7 separate regions of the Homo sapiens genome follow, and regions 1, 2, 3, 4, 6 and 7 are each linked to region 5. A link is an interaction called in ENCODE POLR2A ChIA-PET data of the cell type or tissue named here. Cell type or tissue: OCI-LY7. All regions are shown on one strand. Region 1 overlaps PRKAR1A (protein kinase cAMP-dependent type I regulatory subunit alpha). Region 2 overlaps ARSG (arylsulfatase G). Region 3 has its middle 4.4 kb from the start of WIPI1. Region 4 has its middle 12 kb from the start of PRKAR1A. Region 5 overlaps LOC105371870 (a long non-coding RNA gene). Region 6 overlaps AMZ2 (archaelysin family metallopeptidase 2). Region 7 has its middle 8.6 kb from the start of LINC00674.

The links. ChIA-PET counts read pairs that join two places held together with the same protein. Peaks named below come from ENCODE experiments on the same cell type or tissue, not always from the same donor. Only the 100,000 strongest peaks of a DNase experiment are listed, where the experiment ranks them.
Region 1: POLR2A ChIA-PET joins it to region 5 with 18 read pairs; 4 of 35 experiments call an interaction of 5 or more read pairs at or near these places.
Region 2: POLR2A ChIA-PET joins it to region 5 with 17 read pairs; 2 of 35 experiments call an interaction of 5 or more read pairs at or near these places.
Region 3: POLR2A ChIA-PET joins it to region 5 with 21 read pairs; 12 of 35 experiments call an interaction of 5 or more read pairs at or near these places.
Region 4: POLR2A ChIA-PET joins it to region 5 with 13 read pairs; 4 of 35 experiments call an interaction of 5 or more read pairs at or near these places.
Region 6: POLR2A ChIA-PET joins it to region 5 with 17 read pairs; 16 of 35 experiments call an interaction of 5 or more read pairs at or near these places.
Region 7: POLR2A ChIA-PET joins it to region 5 with 11 read pairs; 5 of 35 experiments call an interaction of 5 or more read pairs at or near these places.

Annotation. Positions count from the first base shown.
Region 1 is chr17:68,526,537-68,530,536 of GRCh38, forward strand. PRKAR1A (protein kinase cAMP-dependent type I regulatory subunit alpha) reads left to right here. Exons shown (of 11, transcript NM_002734.5): 8 at 1,304-1,364; 9 at 2,334-2,455; 10 at 3,384-3,465; 11 at 3,741-4,000. The coding sequence ends at 3,913. Among named protein-coding and RNA genes, the nearest start is that of PRKAR1A, 16 kb to the left of the region's middle. RefSeq lists a silencer at 1,472-1,766. In OCI-LY7, no CTCF peak of the experiment used is centred here; no DNase peak of the experiment used is centred here.
Region 2 is chr17:68,397,507-68,401,506 of GRCh38, forward strand. ARSG (arylsulfatase G) reads left to right here. Exons shown (of 12, transcript NM_001267727.2): 11 at 3,854-3,944. Among named protein-coding and RNA genes, the nearest start is that of MIR635, 25 kb to the right of the region's middle. RefSeq lists an enhancer at 1,302-1,661. In OCI-LY7, CTCF peaks have their summits at 1,731 (motif pointing left) and 1,939; DNase peaks (open chromatin) are centred at 1,295, 1,685 and 2,615; H3K4me3 peaks cover 352 bases; H3K27ac peaks cover 1,169 bases.
Region 3 is chr17:68,459,927-68,463,926 of GRCh38, forward strand. It overlaps a transcript of PRKAR1A not described here. Among named protein-coding and RNA genes, the nearest start is that of WIPI1, 4.4 kb to the left of the region's middle. In OCI-LY7, CTCF peaks have their summits at 3,242 (motif pointing left) and 3,442; DNase peaks (open chromatin) are centred at 1,005, 1,535, 1,995 and 3,215; H3K4me3 peaks cover 2,641 bases; H3K27ac peaks cover 3,233 bases.
Region 4 is chr17:68,498,869-68,502,868 of GRCh38, forward strand. It overlaps a transcript of PRKAR1A not described here. Among named protein-coding and RNA genes, the nearest start is that of PRKAR1A, 12 kb to the right of the region's middle. In OCI-LY7, no CTCF peak of the experiment used is centred here; a DNase peak (open chromatin) is centred at 2,333; H3K4me3 peaks cover 465 bases; H3K27ac peaks cover 1,594 bases.
Region 5 is chr17:68,180,575-68,184,574 of GRCh38, forward strand. It overlaps LOC105371870 (a long non-coding RNA gene), which reads left to right. Exons shown (of 4, transcript XR_934937.4): 2 at 977-1,098; 3 at 1,722-1,772; 4 at 2,794-4,000. Among named protein-coding and RNA genes, the nearest start is that of AMZ2, 65 kb to the right of the region's middle. RefSeq lists enhancers at 1,543-1,672, 2,864-2,933, 2,954-3,013, 3,786-4,000. In OCI-LY7, CTCF peaks have their summits at 1,359, 1,572 and 2,930; DNase peaks (open chromatin) are centred at 117, 1,567, 2,447, 2,877 and 3 weaker places; H3K4me3 peaks cover 4,000 bases; H3K27ac peaks cover 3,933 bases.
Region 6 is chr17:68,256,764-68,260,763 of GRCh38, forward strand. It overlaps AMZ2 (archaelysin family metallopeptidase 2), which reads left to right. Exons shown (of 7, transcript NM_016627.5): 7 at 51-392. The coding sequence ends at 206. It also overlaps a transcript of ARSG not described here. Among named protein-coding and RNA genes, the nearest start is that of AMZ2, 11 kb to the left of the region's middle. In OCI-LY7, no CTCF peak of the experiment used is centred here; DNase peaks (open chromatin) are centred at 1,378, 2,467 and 3,018; H3K4me3 peaks cover 1,819 bases; H3K27ac peaks cover 4,000 bases.
Region 7 is chr17:68,090,914-68,094,913 of GRCh38, forward strand. No RefSeq gene overlaps it. Among named protein-coding and RNA genes, the nearest start is that of LINC00674, 8.6 kb to the right of the region's middle. In OCI-LY7, no CTCF peak of the experiment used is centred here; no DNase peak of the experiment used is centred here.

The DNA.
Region 1 (4,000 bases), 350 kb after region 5:
ACAGCCTGATGTACTTTGAAATTTTTCTGCATTTGGGATATATAGATAGATTAGATTAGATAGATAGTCTTGTCCTTCGCAGCAACATAGATAGAGCTGGAGGCCATTTTTCTAAGCAAAATAACACAGGAACAGAAAACCAAACCACATGTTCTCACTTACAGTTGGGAGCTAAGCAATGAGAACACGTGGATACTAGAAGGGGAACAACAAACACTGGGGCCTACTTGAGGGTGGAGGGTGGGAAGAGGGAGAGGATCAGGAAAAATACCTGTGGTGTACTTTACTTATTACCTGGGCAACAAAATTACCTGAACACCAAACCCCTGTGACACCCAGTTTACCTATATAACCTGCACATGTACCCCTGAACCTTAAACCCACACACACAAAAAAACGCTTATGGCAAAGATAAGTCTAAATTTTAGAAAGATTGGTTTTGAAGTGATGTGACAGTCTACTGGAGAAGAAACTGACCATACAGTTAGTTCTGCATTTCCTCTACAGGAATACTATTAGTAAAAGGAAACATAGAATGTTTACAGCTTTATCTCATTGTCAAAGAAGGAAGAGGTAGGACCTGGAACTATTGGTTTGAAATAAAATATTTTACTTTCTCATAGTGGGCCTGAAAGGAAATTAGGGCCTCACAATGCTTTGGCTTTGTGGACAGGAATTAGGAACTGTAGATATGGGGTGAAATATCTATATAGCTGGGTAGGGGAGGATATGGTCCTTTTTTTATAGAATAAAGACATGTCAATTGTATAGGTGAGAAGCCAGAACTAATGGAGGAATCTGCATTTAAATACCAGCGTTGAACAGGAAGAACACTAGGATTATTGGGTTGTAAATGACCTAGATTACTTTTGTGAGAAAATATTTTCAGAGATAAATTGGGTTGGCAGTGGCACAAAATCAGTTTGAGAGTAAACATGGAAATTGGACATTGGTTTAAAGTGTGTGGAAAAATATCTTGAGTGATAGGCTCAGGTATAAACCGGTATTTCGACTGTATTTGGAAGTTGGGAAATGCTTTGTGAAATATGTCAACATACTGGTTGCAAATGCTAGGAATTGGGCATAATATTGGCGGAAAATAAAAATCACAAGAATGTCATATCATTCATTACCTGTAAAATAAAAATGAATTAGTTAAAATTAAACTTTCCTCATTAAAAGCAACAAGCTTTGACTTTCTGGTTTTAAAATTTATTTGAAACTTAATATTTATTATTCCATAGCATTATGTGGTGATAATTACACGTCTTGGGGATATCACTTTTGTTATTTTTATTTTTAGGGAAGCACACTGAGAAAGCGGAAGATGTATGAGGAATTCCTTAGTAAAGTCTCTATTTTAGGTGAGTTGTAAAGTGTGTTAACTTTGCTAGTATGTGAGATACCCCTGAATTAGAATTGGATGGACTTGGGAAAAGCCTTCTGAAAGTATAATTGCTACTCATTCCCCCTGAAAAGACAGAAGGGCTGAAAGTCCTTCTGACTGTGGACATTCACAGTTATTTCCTCTGTGACTTCCCGTCTCTCTTGTTCCATCATTGAGTTGATTGGTTCAGAAAAGTGAGTACTTCCAACAATACATTTCCTCTGTGGAAAGATTAGGTATCATTTGCTGGCATCCTCTGAAAACATGCCAGAAGTTTGTTGAAATTTAGAGTAAAGCAGATTAATTGAAGATATTCTTTTGTGCATTTTGTTATGTGGACTTGGAGATGTTAGAACTTGTTCTTCATGAAAGGGGAATGGGGATTTTTATAAGGTAACAGGCTTCTGCCATTGTTTATTACAGTGAATTTTTCACCTCTTCTTTGTCTTTTCTTTGAATTGGTTACATATGCTTTGTGTTTTGGATAGTAGTTTGGCCTTTGGGAATAAAAGTTATTTTCTAGTTCTTTTTCATAAAGTAAACCAAGAATTTAAATAGATTAAATTATTTCTATGAAACTTTGGAACGATATGGATGGGGAAACTATGACTTTTGAGTATTGTAGTTGTAGGTTTGATTTGCATTGATGGCAATCTTCAGGAATACTTAAGGATTACATTTTCTTATTCCCTTGCCATTTGGTACAGTTGGTATAAATTAACCTAGCCACTGGGCTACCGAAGTAAGGATCTAAGGGCTATCTGCAGGCAGTATGAGAATCCTGCTCAGACTAGAGGTAATTGAAGACAGGTACCACTTTTAATCTGAGACACTACTAGAATGTTGAATGGGCATGGCTATTTGGTTGAATCTCTTTATACTTTCTTTTTACCTTTATAACAGCACCAAATAATACAGAGCAGTTATTTTGATTCTTGTCTTTCAGAGTCTCTGGACAAGTGGGAACGTCTTACGGTAGCTGATGCATTGGAACCAGTGCAGTTTGAAGATGGGCAGAAGATTGTGGTGCAGGGAGAACCAGGGGATGAGTTCTTCATTATTTTAGAGGTAAAGAACTCAGAATTTAATACTTGAATTTTAGAGGTAAAGAACTCAGAATTTAATACTTTAAAAAGTTGTACGCTCTAAGAGGGAAAGAGTGGGCTAATTCTGAACTATAGCTTTAGTTTTTAAGAATACCTGACCATTTTATTTTAAAATTATCTTTTACTTTGAAATGCTGTTGTTTGGTTTTCTGCCAGGTCACTATATTTTTAAATGAGTTTGAGTCAGAATTCTTGAAGGGCCCTAGACATGAAAAGCCAAATTCTAAAAACCATTTAACATAACAAACTGTGATGATTCTGCACTATTCTTGTTAAAATGCAAGTGTTTGGGCTATTTGGCAAATAAGGATTAAAGGTAATTATTTAAATTTGAAAAATTACTGTGTTTGTATATCTCCACATTCCATGGAAATGTATAGCAGATACTCTTGCTAAGCGGATCCAAGTGGCAGATTTCTATGAATGTGGCTCCATAGTTGCTAATTGATTTTATTTAAATCAGGGGTCAGGAGACTGTAAAGGGCCAGGTGGTAAGTAAGTTAAGCTTTGTGGACCATAGGGTTTCATTCGCAAAGTCTCAACTCTTGTCATAGTGCAAAAGCAGCCACAAATAATATGTAAATGAATGTATGTGGTATTTCAGTAAAGTTTGATTTGCGAAAGAGACAGTGAGCTTGGATTTAGCCCTTCATCTACAGTTTGCTAACCCAAGTGTGCACCCTTTAAGCACCTTAGCTTGATACGAAGAACCTCGCTAGCAGGAGATGCTGGTAAAATAGAAATTGAAGCTCATGTGGTGACTAACTTTAAAGTCATTTTTTATCATATGCACACATTTGCAAGGTAGTTAAAATTGCATAGGATGTTTAAGGTGCCACCCTGGGTTTGAGAGTGTGTGTTTGTTTAGCTTTTTGGTGATTTTATTATAGGGGTCAGCTGCTGTGCTACAACGTCGGTCAGAAAATGAAGAGTTTGTTGAAGTGGGAAGATTGGGGCCTTCTGATTATTTTGGTATGTATGAATTCCCTCACAATAAATACATGGTTTCTTTAAGTCACCTCTCAGTGAGATATTGTAGTCTTCCATAATTTTGTCTTCTCCTGAATTTTATTTTCTAACTGCAGTCTTTTTTGGCTCTGAGAGGGAAGGTGTGAGATTTTGATCTTTACTCATTTAATGAAATTACTGATTGTCTCATATCTATTGTCTTCTTTCTCAGAAGTGCACTGCTTTAAGGAAATGTTTTTCATAGAAGTTAGCCTGTTACCCATCTTTGCTTTCTCCAGGTGAAATTGCACTACTGATGAATCGTCCTCGTGCTGCCACAGTTGTTGCTCGTGGCCCCTTGAAGTGCGTTAAGCTGGACCGACCTAGATTTGAACGTGTTCTTGGCCCATGCTCAGACATCCTCAAACGAAACATCCAGCAGTACAACAGTTTTGTGTCACTGTCTGTCTGAAATCTGCCTCCTGTGCCTCCCTTTTCTCCTCTCCCCAATCCATGCTTCACTCATGCAAACTGCTTTATTTTCCCTACTTGCAGCGCC
Region 2 (4,000 bases), 220 kb after region 5:
GTCTTCTCTAGTCAGTCCTCTCTATCAAAGCAAAGTCATAGACCTAAGGAAATAAGAGTAAATTGTCTCAAATTTGGAATAGCTATGGGGGAGGCTTGAAGGTAAGAATATGAGGAATTATATATATATACACACACACACAATATTCTATACATACTTACATGTATGCATATGTGTGCATACGTCTATACATGTGTGTTATACGTGTGCATGCATATTCTAGACGTGTATGCATATGCATGTTTTGTTTTAATTTAATTTAATTTTATTTTATTTTTTGAGAGGAGTCTCACTCTGTCGCCCAGGCTGGAGTGCAGCGGCACAATCTTGGCTCACTGCAACCTCCACCTCCTGGGTTCAAGCGATTCTCCTGCCTCAGCCTCCCAAGTAGCTGGTATTACAGGCGTTCACCACCACGCCTAGATAATTTTTGTATTTTTAGTAGAGACAGGGTTTCACTGTGTTGGCCAGGCTGGTGTCAAACTCCTGACCTCAGGAGATCTGCCTGCCTCGGTCTCCCAAAGTGCTGGGATTACAGGCGTGAGCCACTGTGCCTGGGCTGCATATGCATGTTTATGTACCATGTATGTATATTCATGTATGCATATCCACATCTGTATACATACATGCATACATATGTATGCATATGCATGCTTATACCACACATGCATACACATGTTCGCATATGCATGTGTCTATATAAACATACATATGCATGCTTATGTTTATACACTATACATGTGTACATATGTATGCCTATGCATGTCTATGCACATATATGTATACACATGCATGCACACACATACATGTATACATATGCATATGTCCAGGCACATAAATAGAGATATACACACATATTTATATGCAGGTGTATGCACATGTATACATACGTGTATATATATGCATATATCAATATACACATACATATGTGTACACAGATGCATATGTCTGTAACATATGCATACATGTGTACATATGTATTTTAAAATAAGCACAATTTGTGTTCACCCTCAGATACATCCTGGGCTTACAAGGATTCCAATATGAGTTGGTTTAGAAACACTTTCAGTTCTAGAAGCTCAAAGTAACTCCTGGATATTCAACTGGGAACAATATGCCAATGCTTCTCAGCAATCCAGTCCTTCCCTATTGCAAACCAAGTAACCAAGAGTTAAGGAGAGGAGCAAGAGAGTTGAGAGGTGTCATGTGCACAATGAGCTCCAGTTCCACACTGGATGGTCTTCTCACAACCCACTCCAGCAACCTCTAGGGACGTTGTCTCTGTGATGTTCGAAACCACATCAGCTGACACCATGCTGCATATTCTTGCATCAGCTCAACCTCCTGCTTCTGATCTTGATGGGTCTGTGTCTAGGCAGTGAGGGGCACCAGGAGAGAGATGAGGGCTGGGAAGGGGAGGGCTGCACAGCCTAGAACCAAAGGTCCCACTTTGTGCTTTCCTGGCTCCCAGATGGAAGCTGAAGGTGGTAACATCATCACTGGTCAGGTCGTGTCTTAGCCCCAGGTTGTCATGATCAGGTCCAGAAATTGTCAACGAAGGAACGTTTCCCCTAACAGCTCTGCATCTGCCCAGCCTCACACAGTCTGGGGCTGCTGTGGGTCATCAAATGCTTGACACGCCCCTGGAGGCCATACATCGAGGAAACAAGCTGAGTTTTAATGTCCAGAAAGAACGCTGATCACTTCTCTTAGGGAGGCCCCTAGTGGCGAGAGATGTCATCTGGCGTGGCTGGCAAACTGACCACCCCCATCCACCCCCTTTGGAGGCTGTAGCTGTGCATCCCCACCTGAATGGAGAAGAAGCCCACCTTCAGGGGATGCTATATCAGCACCCTGTGGGACTTAAGGTAAAGGAATGCTCTCGTGCTTAAAAAACAAAACAAGATAAAATAGAGCAAGAAAGGCCACCAGGAAGGCAAAACAAGTTTGCAGAAGATAAAGTCATCTTTGAAATTTGAACCAGGCATCTGGAGAGCTGTGATTCATGTGTACTTTTGACAGCTTCCTTCCTATATTGATATAAACAAGAAAGCCATAATGGGTCTTCTCAAACAAACAAAAAAAATGCATAGACAAGTTCTCCAAAGTCCATCTATGTTTCTGAGAATGAGCCATCCCACAGTTTTGCTTCCTCGTGGATTTTGGAAGTTGCCTCTGGTAACGCCACATAAATAGTGGGAATATAGCAGCCCACCCTCATGGAATTTCTGTGACTGAGACGCAAGTACTGTGACTGATCTGAAGCAGCAACTTCACTCCCATCTTCTGCATGTCCGCGTGCATCGTATATCAGTTGACAATAGATTTTCCAAGTCTCCCACTTCCTGCTGTCTCAAGAAGGAAACAAAACAGTCTCCTGTGGTGAAGAGGCTTGGCTTTCTGCAGGGATGGAAGAAGTGAGGGTTTTCAGTTACGACTTCTTTTCCTGTTTGGAAGGAACCTGCTATCATCATGCGCGCCCTGGGTTTGTGCAGGGATTGTCACGAGAACCTGGAAGCCGCAGGTGTGGGGAGGAGCCCCACCTTGGCGGCATCCTCTCAGAGCTGTGAAACTCCGGGGGACAGCTGTTTACTGCTCCAACAGATGTTTCTCATTTTTTTCTTAAGTCTCGTGTGGAAACTTTGAATCATGTAAGTGCCTTTCCAGCCCTATATACGGTTGTGATTCATACCAAGGCAGTCTCATGCTTTTAGCCCAGACCCACCAACCTACCAAGGACACTGGCCTTTTGTTTTCTTTCACATCCTTCCCTCGAGAACCCTGATTTAGGTGTTTCCATTCTGTACGGTAATTCTTTTATTTGTGACCTGATGAGGAAAGATTTCCTCAGTCCAAATATAGTCGGATTGAGTCATAGCTGTGGGCGTCTGTGACCAGAGTCTGGGCTGTGCCCGATTCTGCGGAAATCAAGGATGCCTTCTTTTGTACCATCCTTGCTCAAGGGAGAGTTGGAACATTGACTTGATGCTGAAGAAGCCTTTCTTCAAAGACAGCTGAGGGTCACCTGCATCAGAACCCTTGGAAATACTTGTAAAACAAGTAAGTCCCCAGGGCCCATCCTGACCCTGAGGGGTTGGAACTCAGGCAGGGTGGCCTTGTGGGCCTGTGACCGGTGCCCCCCACACACAGAGCCCTGCACTTGGAGGGACCCTGTGCTTGGTTTAAAGCTCTGCCGTGGTCATCATGAAATTTTAAGTTTGTGAACAAGGTATCCCTGATTTGCATTTTGTTGTGGACTTTGCAAATTACATAGCAGGTTTCAGGCCTAGAAATCTGACCTACCTAGTGAGACCTTTTGCCTACTCTTCCAGAGTTGTAACCCACTCCCATCAATTAACCAGCAAAATAACAACTTCACAGGCTCCCTGGAGTTGACTGGTGTGGACTCCAGGCTTGTATCTGTCAGTGTGTGTTTGGGCACAGGGATAGGGAGACCAGACCCTGAAAAAGACAGTAATATGTTCCAGGGAGCATCTAGCATCATCTAGCATGTTTTATTTTCTTTTGCTGTTTCGAGACAGGATCTTGCTCTATCACCCAGGCTGGAGTGCAGTGGTATGATCATAGCTCACTGCAGCGTTGACCTCCCAGGCTCAAACAATCCTCTCACCTCAGCTTCCAAGTAGCTAGGACCACAGGTGTGCACCACCATGCCTGGTTAACTTTTGTATTTTTTTGTAGGGAGGGGTCTTGCTGTGTTGCCCAGGCTGGTTTCAAACTCCTGGGCTCAAGTGATCCTCCTGCCTCGACCTCCCAAGGTATTGGGATTACAGGCATGAGTCACCGAGTTCTGCCAATTTTTCTATTAGTAAGCTCTGCCACCCTTTCTCAGGTGCTGTTCCACCCCAACAGCGGGGCAGCTGGAGAGTTTGGAGCCCTGCAGACTGTCCGCCTGGAGCGTTACAAGGCCTTCTACATTACCGGTGAGTGAGGGGCCACTTAGCCCTGCCTCCCACAGTCACAGCTGCACGGGGACCCC
Region 3 (4,000 bases), 280 kb after region 5:
TCTCCTGCCTCAGCCTCCCAAGCAGCTGGGACTTCAGGCCCCCGCCACCATGCCCAGCTAATTTTTGTATTTTTAATACAGACGGGATTTCACCATGTTGGTCAGGCTGGTCTCACACTCCTGACCTCATGATCCACCTGCCTCAGCCTCCCAAAGTGCTGGGATTACAGGCGTGAGCCACCACGCCTGGCCTCAGATTTTAATTTTTTTTTAGAACTAAATATTGAATATCCGGTGTGTATTTTTCACTTACACCATATCTCAGTTCACATGAGCCACATTTTAAGTGTTCATGTAGCTGGTGGCTACTTTATTCTCAGTAGAGTCTTGAGGGACTAAATGACAGGCATGGCAACTGATGGGGAAGGGGGAGGGGCAGGGAAGAAGAGGGAAGAGTCAAAGCTGATTTCATGGTTGGGAAGGGGAAGCCCATTGGGTTGCTTTTAGAAACTAGATCTTCAGTCAGGTATTCAGGAAGTTGTATTTCATTTCAGACACTTTAAATCAGCAGCAGAACTGCATGCTTACTGGAATCAAGGTTTGGATCTAGAGCTATGGCCACGGGAGAAAAATGGTCACCTTCCCAGCCTCAGCCTTTCCTGTGAATGGTCCCCCTTATATGTTTCTTTCCAGGCTAATGGTCCATTATGGCACCAGCCATGTGGAAATAACATCTCAGGGCTGCCTCATCTGATTTCATTTTTCCCAAGACAATATGTAAGTCTGTATTTTTATATAAATCTGTGCCTATTTTATTAAAAACCTGTATTTGTAGGTAAATTTAAAAAATGATGAAAACTAATTCTTATTTTCAAAAAGTACCTCATAAGCTAAACTAAATACATCAGCTAGCTGGATGTGGTTTGTGGAGGGCTGGTTTGTGATTTCTGTTAGAGGTGTAAGCAGCCACTTTGAAGAGCTCCACCCTCAAAAAATTTCCCAGAAGTCCATTCATATAAAAAGCCAAGGGCAAGGTTATAAATAACTTAAGAGGTGCTGAATCCATTTAATGTCAGGCTGGTTTTTCTTTTTTAACATTCTAGTTCTGGGTTCTGTGGGAGAGGACACTCTTGATTTGAATGTTGGGCTTATGGGCAACCTAAGTCTTACAAGTTCTTGCAACAGCAATTTCACTACTAAATAACATCAGCAAAAGATAATGGGGTAGGTGGGGCAGGGGACAATGCTTTGTTCCAGTGGGAATAAGATTTTGGCCTTTCTCTTTCTTTCAACTGAAATTCCTAAATGTCTATCTTTTCCCTGAAAAACAAAACAAACAAACAAACAAAAAACTCCATTATTTCTAGGAAAACTTACTCGTAAGTAACTAGTAAGTTACTTACCAGTCAGCAAAATCTGGGAAAATAAAGCTGGGCTCTGGGAATTAAAAACATGTTTGGTAATACAAAATTGCAGGCCACAGTTCATCTAATGGAGAGACTTCTTATTTGTATAACAATCAGGTTGTAATTTTAAAATGCTGATTAGGGCATGCACAGGGCATTCACAGGGGAAGGTGGAAATGAGACATCCTGTCTGATGCAACACTCCTGTCACCCCATATGGTCATTCATGGCACCCAACCATCTACAATTAAAGTAACTACTAGGTGAACAAACACCACTCCTGTCCTATTCTTCTTTTTATAAAGTCCATTCTATTTTTATAAAATCAAGTTACAGGAAATAATCTCCTTTCTCTTTTCTGCTATGGGGCAACACTCAGAACATGAACTGAGAACGAGTTGAACTCTAATGGACCAGTGTATGGTAGCCCTTTGAGAAAGGGTAAAGGAGGAAGGGCCCTGGGACAATGGAGCCAAGAGGGAGAGGGAGGGAAGGGCGATGTGTCAGTACGTGGAGGAAGCTCAAGGAGTCAGCCCTATGGTGCCAGGGTAGAAGAGGAGGGGTTGGGCTGTGGGGTGATTTCTGGGAAAGGAGATGATCGAACTGATTGGCAAGCAGGAAGCCCCAGCCAGAAGTCTGGCCGAGCAGCAGGTGCAACTGGGTTTTCTGTTTCTAATTATAGACAGTGTGTGTGAGATAGCATGGCTGCAGTGAATGAAGAGGCCCTATCATGTGCCCTTGTCCCCCAAATGGAACCATTATTTCTGGATTTATTGATTAAAAGGGGAGAGACAGGGAGCAAAAACTAACAACACTTCTAATATTCCTTGACTTATATATTCCTTCCCAAGAGTCAGGAAAAATGTTATTTCATGAAAGAGTGAATTGATGTCTTAATCTTCATTCTCTCCCCTCACCTGTCTTATTTTTGCCTCCAGAATAGCCTTCCTAAAACACCAAGGTGAATTACAGGTTCTCAATAAATGCTTGCTGATTGGCTGATGATCACGAAGACAGTTGCTTTCTACAAGTGCTTTTGCTAATGTCCTTGGAGCTGAGAGTCTGTTACCCATGCCAGTGCAGAGAGGTTCAATCAAGGTGTTTTTGTTCACCGAGGCATCTTCGCACTGGTCAAGAACACAGAGACGGGTTCAGCAGGTCAGCCAATCACCCTGCCTTAAATTTTAGAATATAATTATAGGCGATACTTGAAAATAGAAGACCAAGCTTTATAGAAAGCTTGGTTTGGAGCGTCATAGATCTTCTCATGTGACGCTAACCACATCTATCTGGTCTAGGAATGTTTATCCCCATCAGGCAGCTGCATATGCCAAAGTGGAGACTGTCGAGTAAGTTGCCAAAGGCCCTAGGACAGTTTTTGATGCAGGTGTAGTTTGTATTCTGTCCCTTCCACTGGGTGCCCAGGTTGCCTGTCACGCTGTCTCTTGGACTGCTTTGGCTCAAGGCTGGAAATAGAATTGGCATCTTAACCTGTGCTTCATCCTATGAAGGGACAGAGGAGCAAGGGGTGAAGAGATAGAGGCAGAATTGTGCCAAGAGGGCCACGGGCCAAGTACAAGGGGGAGAGTGTGGAGTCCTGCAGCTCTTCAAAGGGCACCAGCACTTTGCCTACATTTACCAAGGGTACATCTAGAAATATTCAAAAACGTCCTTTGCTCCCAAGCAGAGAGTTAGCCTGTGCTCCTGGCTGGGCATGGCTTGTTGGAACGTGCTGTACGACTTTAGGTTTCTTTCTAGTCTAGCGGTGGTGCAGGGAGTGGTAATCATTCTCTAGAATCAGTCACCCCTGGGAAGAAGGTGGATTCAAAGGCTTTGGGCTTAGGGTGAGAGGGGCGTGGCTAAGAATCCCGAGATTCTTGGTGAACAGTGCCATCTAGTGGTCTGTATGATTTAGTTCTAGGATGGTTGGGGGGACACCTCAGGAAAAACTGGCTTGAGTGATAAGATATGGGTAGCCAGTCCTAAAGCCCCAAAAGAAAGTCTCTGAGGCTCCCTTGTGTATTTTTCCAAAACCTCTTTACTGTCTATAAATGGAAAACACAGAAGCCTCCCTCACCACTTCCTCTGAAGGAGGAGAAGTTTGGAAGGAGTTTGTATATTCATTCATTCATCCATTCATTCATTTGACCAATTTTTATCATGTGCCTGTTGTGTGCCGGTCATGGCTCCAGGTTCTAGGGATATGACGCTGTCCAAAATAAATAAAAACCCCTGCCCACCTGGGCAGAGAGACCATTAACAAGAAAAATGAGATGTATAGTATCTTAGATGGTGATAAGTGCTAAGAAATGTATAGCAGTGAAAGTGTGTTTGGGAGTGTGGGGTGTAGGGAGGAGAAATTTTGCATAGGGTGGGCAGGGAAGGCCCCACTGAAAATTTCCATTTGAACAAGACCTCAGGAAGAAAAGGGAGCAGGTTATGCAGTCATATGGGAAAAAGCTCAAAGAGCAGCGAGGAGGCAGGGCCGCTGGAGTGGGGAGAAGAGTGGGGAGAACTACAGGCAAAGAGGTCAGAGTGACCTGAGAAATCACTGGAAGTTCTGACTTACACTGGAATTCGACACAGACAGCTGTGTTGAAAAGAAATTGAAGGTGTCTTGGGAGATTCACAATTCACTTTAGCACGTTCAAGTC
Region 4 (4,000 bases), 320 kb after region 5:
CTTTAAAGGTCTTCTGTAGCTCTCAGGTGGAAGTCCAAGTTCAGTAGCTTTGCTTAGGGTCCTCGTTCACACCCCAGCTCTGCCTCTTCCTCACTACATGACTTGGGCAAGTTGTGTAACTTCTGTATGCCGGAGTTTCCTTATCTGTAAAATAGGAACAACAATAGTACGTACCTCAAAAGGTGCTGTGAGGGTAGGGTGTGGGAATCTATGTGAAACCTCACAACGGTTCCAGGCACAGAAGATCTCTCCATGTGTTATTGTCACTGTCATGAGCTCTTCAGACTCACCTCTTGCCAATGCCCTTCACACAGTTTCTGGCTTCACATCCAGTGGAATTACTTGTAGTTTCCTAAATGTCCTCCAGCCTGAATTTGCTCATCTTTGGGTGTTCTGCACATTTCCTCTGCTGGAAAGTGTTCCTTCTCCCTCTTAACCTATTCTTCCTCATTCTTCTTATATCAGAGAGCAGGGATGTCATGGAAGTAGAAGGGAGGAAAAGAGAGAGAGAGAGAGAGAGAGAGAGAGAGAGAGAGAGGAGGGATATAAGTAAGCAAGACAAACTCAGCAACAAGGGATGAGAAAATATTCAGAAATTGGGTGCTGATTTGCATTCCAGAATCCAAATCTAGGAGCAGGCAGGGCTGGGACAGCAAGCCAGGCTTCCGACCAGATGGGCTATCCATCAGGGTTGCTTACTACAGCTCACTAATGACCATTATTAAGACCATTGCATGTAAAATGTTTATTTCAAGGTGGAAAATGCACGTTGGGTTTCTCAGAATAGGTGTTGGAATTTCTACTACAATTTTCTTCAGTATACAGAGGAGAATTGCTTGTGTTGGTCCTCTAGAGTTAAGATTGCCACCGTGCTATAGAGTAATGAGTTGTAAGTGGTGGCCACTGATCACAGCTCTTTGCTGTGGGCTGCCACCCCAGCCAGTGGTGTAGGTGAATCAGCGTTGGTCAAAGTATGGCCAGCCAGCCCAGGCTCGCCATGCAGTTACGACTTTTGACTAACTGACCACAGTCACTCTTTCATGGCCTTCCCTTCTTGGATGACATGAAGACCATACATTAACTAACAGGTCACTTCCTAATCATCCAAACAGGAACCTAGAGATTTTTATACCCAGGACAGGATATGGGACATATATCAGCCAGAGTTCTTATTTGCAAACAAAGAAACATAACCTAGGTGATCTAAGTAGAATCAGAATTTATTGATTATATACTGGATGACTCACAGACTTCTGAGAAGGTTTGAGAACAAGGCTTGAGGGCTGTACCAATTGGAAACAGTTCTCAAAATCACACTGATATGGTTTGGCTGTGTCCCCACCCAAATCTCATCTTGAATTGTAGCTCCCATAATTCCCACGTGTGTGGGAGGGACCAGGTGGGAGATAATTGAATCATGGGGGCGGTTCCCCCATACTATTCTTGAGGTAGTGAATAAGTCTCACGAGATCTGATGGTTTTATAAGGGGAAACCCCTTTCACTTTGTTCTCATTTTCTCTCTTGTCTGCCTCCATGTAAGACATGCCTTTTGCCTTCCGCCATGATTGTGAGGCCTCCCAGCCACATGGAACTGTGAGTCCATTAAACTTCTCTTCCTTTGTAAATCACCCAGTCTCGAGTATTTTTTTTTTTTTTTTGAGATGGAGTTATTTTGCTCTTGTTGCCCAGGCTGGAGTGCAATGGCGCGATTTTGGCTCACTGCAACGTACACCACCTGGGTTCAAGTGATTCTCCTGCCTCAGCCTCCTGAGTAGCTGGGATTACAGGTGCCCACCACCACGCCCGGCTAATTTTTTTTCTATTTTTAGTAGAGATGGGGTTTTACCATGTTGGTTAGGCTGGTCTTGAACTCCTGACCTCAGCTTATCCACCCTCCTTGGCCTCCCAAAGTGCTGAGATTACAGGCATGAGCCACGGCGCCCGGCCTCAGGTATAACTTTATCAGCAGCATGAAAATGGACAAATATACACACCGTGAAAGTGCTCAGGTAAGGACACTATTGAGGATTTGTTCCCTGAGATGTGAGTAGAAAAGCAGTTAATGGAAACAACGCAGTTTTCACATTCTGTATATTTTCCCTGTGCCTTTTGATACAAGTTCCAAAGGAACATTTAACAGCATGACAGCTTCCTGTTTATTTATTCTCTCATCTCTTACTGGTTGGTCAATGCACATAAGTCCATGTGGAGAGAGCTCGGAGCATACTCCTCCTTGACGGTGGATCAGAAGTGTCATCTTGGTTTCCAGTATCCTGCCTGAGCTGTGAATTGCCCTGACTCTTCATTTCTCACTCTGACTCTCTGCAGCATCTGTCTGCTTCTCAGAACACTTGCTTCCCTTGGCTTCTGTGACCTCCTTCCTCTCCAGGTTTGCCACCTGCTTTCTAAATGTTCCTTCTGGGCTCCCTTCCTCCCTTTAACCTCTCACTGTTAGCCTTACTCATGGTTCTATATTCAGCTGCCTTTCTTCTTCCCACTTCTCTCTCAATAGCCTGTCCCAGGAGGTGCTGCATTCACTCCTATGGCGTTATAATCAATAAGCTGATGATTTCAAAACCCTCAGCATTCTCTCTCTCTCTTTTTGAGACACGGTCTTGCTATATTGCCCAGGCTGGAGTGCAGTGGTATAATCATGGCTCACTGCAGCCTTGAACTCCTGGGCTCAAGCCATCCTCCCACCTCAGCTTCCTGTGTAGCTAGGACTACACATGTGCATAACCATGCCTGGCTAATTTTTAAATTTTTTTGTAGAGAGGGACATCTCACTATCTTGCCTAGGCTGGTCTCAAACTCCTGGCCTCAAGTGATCCTCCCTCCTCAGCTTCCTAAAGTGCTGGGATTACAGGCATGAGCCACCATGCCCAGAACTCAGCTCTCTTAAACTTCCGACCAGCAAGGAAGCAACTAGACGGCTCTTTGTGGATGTCCAGCAGCCCTTCAAACTGAACACATTCCAAAATGGAACCCTTGCTGCTTCTTCCTGTGTTCTCTGATTCAGTGAATAGCAGCAGAATCACTGAGTTAGAAATCTAGGTATCATCTTTGAGTCCTTCCTGTCTCCTCCTTATCCTTCACATCAATCCCTAGGTTCTCTCGCTCTTATTTTCTTAATATCTCTCAAATCTGCCCAGCTTCATTCACCTGCATCAAAATCTTTTAGTTTTAGCTATCATCATCCCTTACTTGGATCATTGCAACAGACTCCTGAGAAGTGTTCAGGCTCCAGACTCCAGAGAGCCCTTGCAGTCCCTACTCATGTCCTTGCTTCATTAGAACCCAAAAGATAAAGTGTGCACTTGGTCACATCTCTTCCCTGCATGAGGCCATTCAGTAAATCCCCACAGCTATAAGACAATTTAAACTTCTAAGGCAGGGGTTGGTAAGCTATGGCTCATGGGTTGAATCACCTGTTTTCATGCAGCATAAATGCTAAGAAATTTTTTACATTTTAAAATTATTGAAAAAAAAAGTCAAAGAATGTGACACATGAAAATTATATGGACCTTATCCAAAATATACAAAGAACTCTTAAGCTCAACAAGAGAACAAACAACTCAATTAAAAAATGGCTAAAATGGGGCCAGGCACAGTGGCTCACGCCTGTAATCCCAGCACTTTTGGAGGCTGAGGCAAGTGGATCACCTGTGGTCAGGAGTTCAAGACCAGACTGACCAACATGGTGAAACCCCCGTCTCTACTAAAAATACAAAAATTAGCCAAGGTTGGTGGTGGGCGTCTGTAATCCCAGCTATTTAGGAGGCTGAGGCAGGAGAATCGCTTGAACCTGGGAGGTGGAGGTTGCAGTGAGCTGAGATTGCACCATTGAACTCCAGCCTGGGCAACAAGAGCGAAACTTCATCTCAGGAAAAAAAAAAAAAAAAAAAAAAAAGATATTTTGAATCTGGTTCTGAGCTAAAGTTGAGTAAATTCTTAGCTAAGAAAAAATTGGAAATCCATCATCTATATTAGCAACAGATT
Region 5 (4,000 bases):
AGTGCCCTGTCAAAACGGACCAATCAGCTCTCTGTAAAATAGACCAATCGGCTCTCTGTAAAATGGACCAATCAGCAGGATGTGGGTGGGGCCAGATAAGAATAAAAGCAGGCTGCTGGAGCCACCCGTAACAACCCGCTCTGATTCTCTTCCAAATAATGGGAAGGTTTTTCCCCCCGTTTTTACAGTAAGTTTTGCTGCTAATCACTTTGGATTTTCACTGCATTTATGAGCTGTGACATTCACTGTGAAGGTTTAAGGTTTTGCTGTTGAAGCTGGCAAAACCACAAAACCACCAAGAGAAACTAACAGTTCCACAGGCACTGTCTTAAGAGCTGTAACACCCACCATGAAGGTCTGCAGTTTCACTCCTGAGCCAGCGAGACCATGAACCCAGCGCAAGGAAAAAAGTGCAAGTACATCCGAACTTCAGAACATCAGAAAGAAGAAACTCTGGACAGGCCCCCTTTAAGAACTGTGACACCACCTGCGAGGGTCTGCGGCTTCATTCTTGAAGTCAGCCCAAGAACCCACCGATTTTAGACACACTGGGTTCAAGCGATTTTCCTGCCTCAGCCTTCCAAGTAGCTGGGATTACAGGTGTCCACCACCACGCCGGGGTAAGTTTTGTATTTTTATTAGAGACAAGGGTTTTACAACATTGGCCAGGCTCATCCCAAACTCCTAACTACAGGTGCTTCTGCCACCTCAGCTTCCGAAAGTGGTGGGATAAGAGGCATGAGCCACTGTATCTGGCCTCATTAAATATTCTACAACAGTGGCACTGCATTAGAATCCCTGGGGAAGCTTTAAAAATGTCAATGCCTGGGTTCCACACCTACAGTCAAATTTAATTCATCTGAGGTGGCCTGAGGTTTGGAATTAAAAAAAAAAAAAAAAACTCCCCAAGTAGTTTAAATATGCAGCCAAACCTAAGAGCTGCTAAACTGCAACTTTTTTTTTTTTTTTTTTTTAGGTGGAGGAGTGCTCTGTTTACCAGGCTGGAGAACAGTGGTGCAGTCTTGGCTCACTACAACCTCCATCTCCCAGGTTCAAGTTATTCTCCTGCCTCAGCCTCCTGAGTAGCTGGGATTGCAGGTGTGTACGACTACACACGGCTAATTTTTGCATTTTTTTTTTTTTTTTTTTTTTTTTTTTTAGTAAAGTCGGGGTTTTGCCATGTTGGCCAAGCTGGTCTCAAAACTCCTGACCTCAGGTAATCCACCTGCCTCAGCCTCCCAAAGTGCTGGGATTACAGGCATGAGCCACCGTGCCCGGCCAGCATTTTTCAACAAGGGCTTTGCATTCCATTTGCTGAAGGGGGTGCGCTGTAATTTGATCAATCCCCTTTTCTTGGACATTTAGGTTGGTTCCAATTTTTATATCATCATAAACCAGCAATTAGCATGCTTTTTCTGTAAAGAGCTAGGTGGTATTTGTTCTGGCCTTTGCAGATCACAAGTTCTCTCTTAGAACTACTGAGCTCTGCCATTACGGCAAAAAACCAGCCACAGACAATGCATATATGAATGCACATGGCTGTGTTTCAATCAGACTTTATTTAGAAAAACAGGTGGTGGCCAGATCTGGCCTGTGAGCCATGGCATGGTTCACTGAACCAACTCTATAAACATTGTGTGGTACATCTTTTTGAAGCCAAACTTTCCTAGTATGAAATGATCATTTTCTTGTGACAATGATTTTATACTGTTTCTTTTTAGAAGTAGGACCCTTCTTTGAATGAAACTTAGTAAGATTCATATAAGTAACAGGTAAGAAGTCATTCTGTTAGCATAAATATATTTTATAAATTCAAATGTGCAGTATTTAGAAGGCCAGTTAGGGGTTGCAGATGATTGCCTTTTTTTTTTTTTTTTTTTTTTTTTTTTTTTGAGGTGGAGTCTCGCTCTGTCGCCCAGGCTGGAGTGCAGTGGCGCGATCTCAGCTCGCTGCAAGCTCTGCCTCCCGGGTTCCCGCCATTCTCCTGCCTCAGCCTCCTGAGTAGCTGGGACTACAGGCGCCCGCCACCACGCCTGACTAATTTTTTGTACTTTTAGTAGATACGGGGTTTCACCGTGTTAGCCAGGATGGTTTCGATCTCCTGACCTTGTGATCCGCCCACCTCGGCCTCCCAAAGTGCTGGGATTACTGGCATGAGCCACCGTGCCTGGCCAGATGCCTGCAGTTTTAAATCAGACTCGGCACCAGTGACATTCAAATCAAAGTTTTGCAGAACTAGCAAAGCAACTCTATGGAACCCCAGGATTCCACTGGGAACACAGTTTGAAAATCATTGCAATAGGATAAATTCTTGGAAGTGGAATTGCTGGAGCAAAGGGCCTGAACCTTTTAAAAGCAGTTTGTGGCCAGGCACGGTGGCTCACACCTGTAATCCCAGCACTCCCCTCTGTGCCGTGACTCAGGAACCAGGTAATGTGCTGAGTCAGGCCCCAGGCACAGGAAGCCACAGATCAGACACAGCTCAACAACAGGCTTCCCTGAGCCCCCTTGGCTCACACCAGCAGCAACGCCGGGTTCCATGTGCAGATAAGTGATCCATCTCAGTCTCTCCCAGCTGACAGGGAGTTGAAGGTTCTACTCTTGGCCCTGATCCTAATACCAGTGCCAATAATCGAGCACCTACTATTTGCAAAACATTGGGCCAGGAACTTGACCACATCCTCCCTTCATCCTCAGAACAACCCGTTAGGGAGGGCCTCCCTGTCCCCATTTTCTAGATGAGGAAATGGAGGCTTTAGAGCAGCTAACGTGGCTTATACAACCTGCCTGCAGAACCTTCCAGGTCTGAGCTGAGGTGTCATCTCTGAACACCAGGCTGCTGCACTAACCAGAAGACCCCTCCCCACCTGCAGTGGCCTCGCTGCATCGTAAGGATGGAGGAGCTGTTGTCTCCACAGCTGACAGGTGCTTAGTGGTTAGAAGTCTGGTTTTCGCGCGGCTTAGATCTTTAACATCTGAACTAGTCCTGTCAACATATTTTGTTATATTTCTGGTGGCTTTGTCTTTGATGCTATTATAAATGATTATCTTTTAAAATAATACTTTGATGATATATAGAAATGAAATTGATTTATTTGACTGTATCCAGCAACCTTTTCAAATTCTAATAAATTGTGTAGGGAAAAAAAAGTCTGGCTTCGGAGTCAGAACGGAATTGAATCCTGCCTCCACCACTTCCTACCTATATGACCTGGTGAAACTTATCCCTCTCTGTGACTCAGTTTCCTCATCTGTAAAATGGGAAAATTGAAAGCAACTAACAGGTTTGGGGCCGTTTTGCTTGCTGCTGCTGTGGCTTCAGTGCTGAGGCCTGGCACTCAGCGGGATGTCAGCCCAGGACTGGAGCTTCTTTCTCATGGTATTATTTTGAATTTAGATGAAAAGAGGTATTCCAGGAGAGCTCCTGGCACAGGGCCTGGCAGGTGGCACATCCTCAGTAAATGTGAGCTGCTGTCAGCTGCTGTGTGAGTGCCTGGTGTGGCCCTGTTGTCCCCTTGAGGGTTGGGGGACAAAACAGGCCCTCAGGAAGCCTGCCTGTGTATTCGGGGGCTGGGGAGATCTCTGACCTCCTGTCTCCTAGCTCCACCAGCATCTCTCACCTCCCCCAGCAATGTACAACCCCTTCTTTTCCCATAGCTTAGGCCCCTGAGGTACCAGCCCCCCAGCCTAGGGACAGCCCAGTGGCAAACTCCTGGTGACCTGGGTCAAGCTGCTGTTCTCCAATCCCAACTCGGCTCTTCCCGTGACTTGGCCCCCAGGCCTTGGGTGAGGCTCCGATGAAATAACACACAGGAATGTGCGCTGAACACTGCCAAGCACTGCAGGTGGGCAGGGGCTTTGTGCTCCCCAGCGACTGTTCCTATCCTGCGGGAATGGAGGAGACCGACAAAGAAGCCCCACTCCTGGGCTGACATCCTGCCAGTGCCAGCCGGGCCTCAGCACCAGTGGGTCAGCCAGAACAGCAACGACGAACAATGAG
Region 6 (4,000 bases), 76 kb after region 5:
TGGTATTTTGCTGTGGTTTGTTGAAGTGCGCATCTTTCATGTTTTTCCAGGCACTGGTGAGGTGGATTGATGATGAATCTTCTGACACACCTGGAGCAACTCCAGAACACAGTCACGAGGATAATGGGAATTTACCGAAACCCGTGGAAGCCTTTAAGGAATGGAAAGAGTGGATAATAAAATGCCTGGCTGTTCTCCAAAAATGAGGACCTTCAAATAGGAGTGATTGAAATAAATAACTACTTGCATGTTATGCTTTCATTTGGGTGGAATACTTCATTGGAATAAACTACTGATCTTGTGCTGTGTCAAAGTAACAGACTAGAACCTTCTTTCAAGTACCTGAATTGAAATGAAACTCATTTTGAATAATAAAAACTCTAGAAACTCTTTATCTTCTCATCTTACTGGCCTGGTCTGTGGCAGCAAGCACATTATTTCCATTCCCCAAATATGTTTAGGTCTCCCAAGAAAGCTGGGACTGGCGGTAACGAGCAAGTAAATAACTTGAAAAAGAACCGTTCAATGCCCCAAGGAACCAACCAACATAATTTCCAGGGGGTGATTTTGTTTTTAGAAGAGCCGCTCCCCTCTTTTAGGCCCAGCCAAGTCACATTTTTGGACGTCCGTGGGCTCTGATCACCACAGCCCTCCTTTTCCGAGAGCCTACCTTACTGTCTCAAGTGCATTACCTTGTTTTTTTCTCTTGCTGGTTGTCACCTTATCCCTGAAAGAATGAACAGCTTGTATCAGTTTTTAGCAGCTTAAAATATGACCTATCAGGAATATTTGCAAGTGAAAATAACAATGGTCCTTACACTACCACAACATTTGGTGGTGGGAGTTCCGCTGCAGGTCTCAGCTATAACATAGTCATTTATGAGGGATCTTACAAATAGTGTGTAATGGTATTTATATTTGTGAGTGTTGCACTTTTTCTATAGATTTAGAGCGGCTTTCAGGTTTATTTCAGTAATAATGTCCTCCTCACATTACATTGTGAAGTGTTTACCTGAGTCAGGGAGAGAGTTTAATGGGGTTATCTGTCGGGGTGCCATGAATGCTGATGATGGTCTGCAGGGTGTGAACATCAGCCCCATTGCTACGGGGGTGGACAGGTGGAAAAGCTCAGACTTGACAAACCACCTCTGCTAGATAGATGTATCTTGGAAATCCAGAAATTACAGTGAATATTTTATGGAATATCAGTGAGCAGACAGCATTTCCCACTTTCCTATCTTACCTTGAGGGTAAGACTTAAAGGTATATATGTATTTGTAATTTGAAACCTGGATTCTTCATTGTTTGATGTATGCAGTATGATGTAACAAAGTATAGAAATGATCCCTGAAAGTATAGTCTTTGATGTATGGAGTATGATGTAAGGCACATTTCATATCTGAGTCAGTGGTTTCCCTTGGAGTCATTCTACTTGATTGAACCCATTTAAGTCATTTTAGAAAATGGTGGTTTGCTATTAAAATTAATTGGAGAGAATACTTGGTCATTCTATTAGGAAAAAGAGACTGATGGAGCATGGTGTTTTATGGATTCTGTTACAGGGCTTATTCCTCCTTGAATAATGTATTTAAAAAATTATTGTCCATTCGATTACATTTTTTTTTATTTTCCTACAAGGCAAGCACGGTTTTAGTCCTGTAGGTCAGCCTTTGTCACAAACTCTTTTGAACTAAGATTTGCCTAGTTGAATAAATAAGGTCCATTTGTGTCTACACTGCACTATGAGACTAGGAGAAAAATCATCTAAGAAGTCATTCACTCTTGCTAAAAATTGAACTAAACATAAATTTTATATGATTCATTTGTTCAGCAATCATAAGTGCTGTGTATAACTATATATTTTTGGATAATTTCTTAGGGTTCAGCTTAAAAATATAATTTGCTTACTGCAACTAAATTTTATGTACTATGGTTAAATCTTTGTGGTTTTAAAAGATAATTTTCACTAAATAAATCCACGCAGATTTTGCTCTGCAAATGCTGGCTGAACAAAGTATTGAGCTAATAAAGAGAATTAATAATTTTCTACTATCTAAATACTCTTAAAAATCAGTGAATTTGGAATGTTTTTCATTTATGTCATAGATCCTGATCCTGGGCACCTGTGGAGTTAGTATCTCTCCGGTCAAGAGATTTTTCAGGCCTCAGACTTCTAATGGTGAGGGTTAAGTAGAAGAATTTGTCGAGGATTACCCGTCGGTTCTTGTCCAGCTTGCTTTTTGAAGCACACATTCCCCTGATATGAATAATTTACATTTCAAGCCCTACGAGGGACAGAGGGCCGCGTTGCTCCCTCTTGGGAGCAGCAGTGCTAAAATCGAAGCAGGCAGCTGCGGGACCGCTATAGCCGGCCCTGCGCTCGGGCCCTTCCCGGGCAGGAAACGCGTCGCTGTCCCCGGCTGCGCCCAGGCCGGCGGGCCCAGCAGCTGCGAACCGCCGGCGCACCACCTGTTTCCGCGCCCGGGGACTTCCCCGGCGGGGCTCAGAAGTGTGGGATCGGTCGCTTGGCTTCCCCTGGCGTCAGCGACCCAGGGTAACCTCCTCCACTGCTGCGTGCCGTGCAGGCCTGCCTGTGTGAGAGCCACGTGTGCCGCGCTCTGGGCACAGCCTTGGAAAGTCAGGACCGCGACGGCAGCAGAGCAGTGAGTGGAATTAATTCTCAAGTAGAGCATTTAAAAAGTGCTTCATTGAAGAGTTTGAATCTCAGTCACTTTGTAGATTCTGATATCTAGAGTGGCACCGTCCAACAAAAATATAATACAAGCCACATATGTAAGCTTGATGTTTCTAGTAGTCGTATTAGCAAATGCATAAAGAAGCAGGTGGAGTTAATTTTAATAGTATATTCTGTTTAATCCAATGCATCCAAAATATTATTTCAATCAATATCAATGCTGAATGTTTTATGTCCTTTTTTTGTACCATCTTCAAATTCCCGTGTGTTTGTTACACTTGCAGTACATCTTACTTCCAACTGGCCACATTTTCAAGTGCTCAACAGCCCCATGTGGCTTGTGTCTATTGTATTGGACAGTGCAGCTCTAGACCAGTACCCAACTCTAGTGTACCTGGAAAAATGTACCCGTGGTATTGAGTTACTAGGAGAGGAAGGCTTATTTCAGGAAAAGGTCATGTAAATCTTCTGTCAGTACAGCCGGTGTTGACATTCAAGCTGAAAGGGTGTATGTAGACACCGTTTAATGTCTACATTAAAGGCCTCTGGCTTCGGTGTTAACTTGTTTCTTTAAAAGCTTGATACTGTTCTCTGTTGCAGCTTGTTTTTTACCCTCCCGTCTTCATTTTCAAGGGCCTGGTATTGTCTTCAAATGCATTTCCATTTTTGGAAAGCAGAGTCGTAAAGCATTAATAATGTGGAGATTATTTAGTCCATTTCATGCATGAGGACACAAGCCTGCAGCAGCCGAGTAAACTTGCTTGTTGTTTAACCAATGGCAAAAATGGGATCAGATCCCAAGTCTCCCTAATGTTGAGTTATTCGTTGTTTTCACTGTGCTGCATGACCTCATTGAAGTAAAATATCACCAACCAGAACCTAACCATTTTTCCCCCGGGTTGTTTACAAGGGATTATACACGATTAAACTGTCAATTTCTTTTCTGTTCAAGTAGAGTCATCTGGGGTTGCTCAAAGTTGGAGAAATCAGTCTATATACTTCTGCCTTAGTACCAAAAAAAGAGAGGTGCAATATTTATTTATTTTTGAAATAGGGTCTTGCTCTGTTGCCCAGGCTGGAGTGCAGTGGCATGATCACGGCTCACTGGAGCCTCCACCTCCCGTGGTCAAGTGGTCCTCCCACCTCAGCCTCCCAAGTAGCTGGTATTACAGGTGTGCACCACCATGCCCCGTGTATTTTTTTTATTTTTATTTTTTAGAGATGGGGTTTTTTCCACATTGTCCAGGCTGGTCTGGATTCCTGAGCTCAAGCAATCTGCCTGCCTTGGCCTCCCAAAGTGCTGGG
Region 7 (4,000 bases), 90 kb before region 5:
ACAAGATTCCGTCTTAAAAAAAAAAAAAGTTGAAAATAAAAATCTCAGATGATGCCATCATCTAGTGACAACCACTGTTGACATTTGGTATATTTCTTTTATATTTGCATATTTTATCTTACTAATACTCAGTATCTTAACTGTTTTAACGATAGATGTTCATTATAGAAAAAAGTGGAAAATACAAATATGTCAAAGAAGAAATAGAAATCCCCATGGTCCCATTATCTAGAAACAACCCTAGTTACACTTGCATGTGTTTCCTTTAAGATGTTTAAATCGGCCAGGCGCAGTGGCTCACGCCTGTAATCCCAGCACTTTGGGAGGCTGAGGCAGGTGGATCACCTGAGGTCAGGAGCTCGATACCAGCCTGACCAATATGGTGAAACCCTGTCTCTACTAAAAATACATAAATTTGTTGGGCGTGGCGTGGGTGCCTGTATTCCCAGCTACTCGGGAGAGGCTGAGGCAGAAGAATTGCTTGAACCTGGGAGACAGAGGTTGCAGTGAGCCAAGATCACACCACTGGACTCCAGCCTAGGTGACAGAGTGAGACTCTGTCTCCAAAAAAAAAAAAAATAAAACTTTAAATCTGCCTATATGGTATATTTTTCTGTTAAGAGGTGAATTTATACAGTAATACTATATCATAAAGGTTTTTTCCACTTAACAGCATGTTGGAAGCATGTTTTAGAGAATATTTAGTGAACTGACTCTATGTTTTTACATTGTGAAGATTTACTCTGTAAGACTATTATTTCGCCTCTATTTAGAGAAAGTTGCTTGTTTTGGCAATTGCTCTTTTGTTATGAGAATTCACATGAGCCAAGTTCCACTTTCAGAAATGCTATGGGCAAAGCTTCATGATGTTTATGAATTCATACATAAAGACTATAAATTTCAGCCAGGGGCAATGGCTCATGCTGATAACAGCTACTCGGGAGGCTGAGGAAGGACAATCGTTTGAGGCTAGGAATTAGAGACCAGCCTGGGTAACACAGCTAGATTCCCCGCTGTCTTCCCCTCTAAAAATAAATACATAAATAAATTAGTGTGGTGGCATGCACCTGTAATCCTAGCTACTAGGAAGCCTGAGGCAGGGAGGATGGTTTGAACCCAGGAGATCGAGGCTGCAGTGAGCTATGATTATGCAATTGCACCCCAGCCTTGGCAATAGAGAAAGACCCCACTCTCTATTTTTTTAAAAAAAGGCTGTAAATTGGCCGGGCGTGGTGGCTCACGCCTGTAATCCCAGCACTTTGGGAGGCCGAGGTGGGCAGATCACAAGGTCAGGAGTTCAAGACCATCCTGGCTAACATGGTGAAACCCTGTCTCTATTAAAAATACAAAAAATTAGCCAGGTGTGGAGGCGGGCGCCTGTAGTCCCAGCTACTCGGGAGGCTGAGGCAGGAGAATGGTGAGAACCCAGGAGGCGGAGCTTGCAGTGAGCCGAGAGGGCGCCTGTGTACTCCAGCCTGGGCAAGAGTGAGTGAGACTCCATCTTAAAAAAAAAAAAAAAAAAAACTGTAAATTTCTGAATGAGTTCTTAAGATGAAATACATCTTACTTGTGCCCACTTCCTTTTCTTAGAAATTAACTCCAAAGGCCAGTCACGGTGGCTCATGCCTGTAATCCTAGCACTTTAGGAGGCCAAGGTGGGTGGATCACCTGAGGTCAAGAGAGTGAGACCAGCCTGGCCAACATAGTGAAACCCCATCTCTACTAAAAATACAAAAATTAGCCTGGCGTGGTGGTGTGTGCCTGTAATCCCAGCTACTCAGGAGGCTGAGGCAGGAGAATCACTTGAACCTGGGAAGCAGATCTTACAGTGAGCCGAGATCATGCCACTGCACTCCAGCCTGGGCAACCGAGCAAGACCCCATCTCAAGAAAAAAAAAAAAAAGAAAGAAATTAACTCCAAAATGTTTTCAATGCCTACATACAATATTTAAACTGTGTGCTTTTTAAATTTTGTTTTGATTTTTTGAGACAGGGTCTTACTCTTGGTGGTGTGATCTCAGCTTACTGAAGCCTCCATTGCTGAGCTCCAGTGATCTCCTACCTCCGCCTCCTGGAGTAGCTGGGACCACAGGTGTGCACCACCACACTCAGCTAATTTTTTGTTTTGTTTCATTTTGAGACAGAGTCTCGCTCTGTCGCCAGGCTGGAGTACAGTGGCGTGATTTCAGCTCACTGCAACCTCTGCCTCCTGGGTTCAAGCGATTATCCTGCCTCAGCCTCCCAAGTAGCTGGGACTACAGGCACCTGCTACCACATCCAGCTAATTTTTTTATTTTTATTAGATATGGGGTTTCACCATGTTGGCCACGATGGTCTCCATCTCTTGACCTCATGATCCGCCCGCCTTGGCCTCCCAAAGTACTGGGATTACAGGTGTGAGCCACCTTGCCTGGCCCACACTCGGCTAATTTTTTGAATTTTTTGTATTTTTTGTAGTGACGGGATTTTGCCATGTTGCCTTGGCCTCCCAAAGTGCTGGGATTACAGGCGTGAGCCACCACGCCCAGCCTTTAAACTGTCAGTGATAGCAGCGAATGAGTTCAAATGAATTCAGAAAAAAGACATATGGATTAGACCACAATGGTTTTTTTTATTTTGTTTTTTGTTTTTTTTTTTTTGAGACGGAGTCTCGCTTTGTTGCTCAGGCTGGAGTGCAGTGGCTGTGATCTTGGCTCACTGCAACCTCCACCTCCCAGGTTCAAGCAGTTCTCTGCCTCAGCCTCCCGAGTAGCTAGGATTACAGGCCCATGCTACCACACCCGGCTAATTTTTGTATTTTTACAGTCAGGGTTTCACCTTCTTGGCCAGGCTGGTCTCGAACTCCTGACCTCGTGATCTGCCTGCCTCGGCCTCCCAAAGTGCTGAGATTACAGGTGTGAGCCACTGTGTCCAGCCAGTGCCATATTTTCTACTATCCTGGTAAAGTAGATATTTGTACCAAACCCTATCAAACTTGAAATGAATGGAATGTTCTTAATTTTCAAGGTGCTATTTTTTTTTCTTTTTTTTTTGAGACAGAGTCTCACTTTGTCACCCAGGCTGGAGTGCAGTGGCACAATCTCGGCTCACTGCAACCTCCACCTCCTGGGTTCAAGCGATTCTTCTGCCTCAGCCTCCCGAGTAGCTGGAACTACAGGCACATGCCACCACGCCCGGCTGATTTTTTGTATTTTTAGTAGAGACGGGGTTTCACCATGTTAGCCAGGATGGTCTCGATCTCCTGACCTGGTGATCCGCCTGCCTTGGCCTCCCAAAGTGCTGGGATTACAGGCGTGAGCCACCGTGCCCGGCTACAAGGTGCTATCTTTAAAGATCTTCTCCAGAATGACTTGTGATATCTTTATAGGGGTAGGGGGTTTCCCCTCAGTATCAGAATTTCTTTACTTACAAGATTATAATCTTGTAAGTAATTATAGAATCTTGTAAGTAATTGTAAGATGATGATCTTGCAGGTAATTATAGAATCTTGTAAGTAATTGTAAGATTATAATCTTGTAAGTAATTATAGAATCTTGTAAGTAATTGTAAGATTATAATCTGTAATCCCAGCTACTCAGGAGGCTGAGGTATGAGAATCGCTTGAACCCAAGAGGCAGAGGTTGCAGTGAGCGGAGATCATGCCACTGCTCTCCAGCCTGGGCGACAGAGTAAGACTCTGTCTCAAAACAAAACAAAACAGGCCAGGCGCGGTGGCTCATGCCTGTTTCCCGTGAGGCATCCTCAGCTTTCAATCAAGTTGGGGAGTGAAGGTCAGTAAACCAGTGGCTGAGCAAACCTCCACCCGACCTTTCTCACAGGGCTGCAGATGAATGGGAGAGCCAGCCGAGAAATCTAAAGTGCCTCGCATCCCCAGCACTTTGCTAAAGGAGGTGGTGGGTGGACAGGTTAAGACACCCTCCCAGCTCCCTAGCCTCCTGCGGTATTCAGGGAGCCATTAGGCACCTTCTTCTGCAGCCACCAGTGGGGCAGTGTTGCCAAG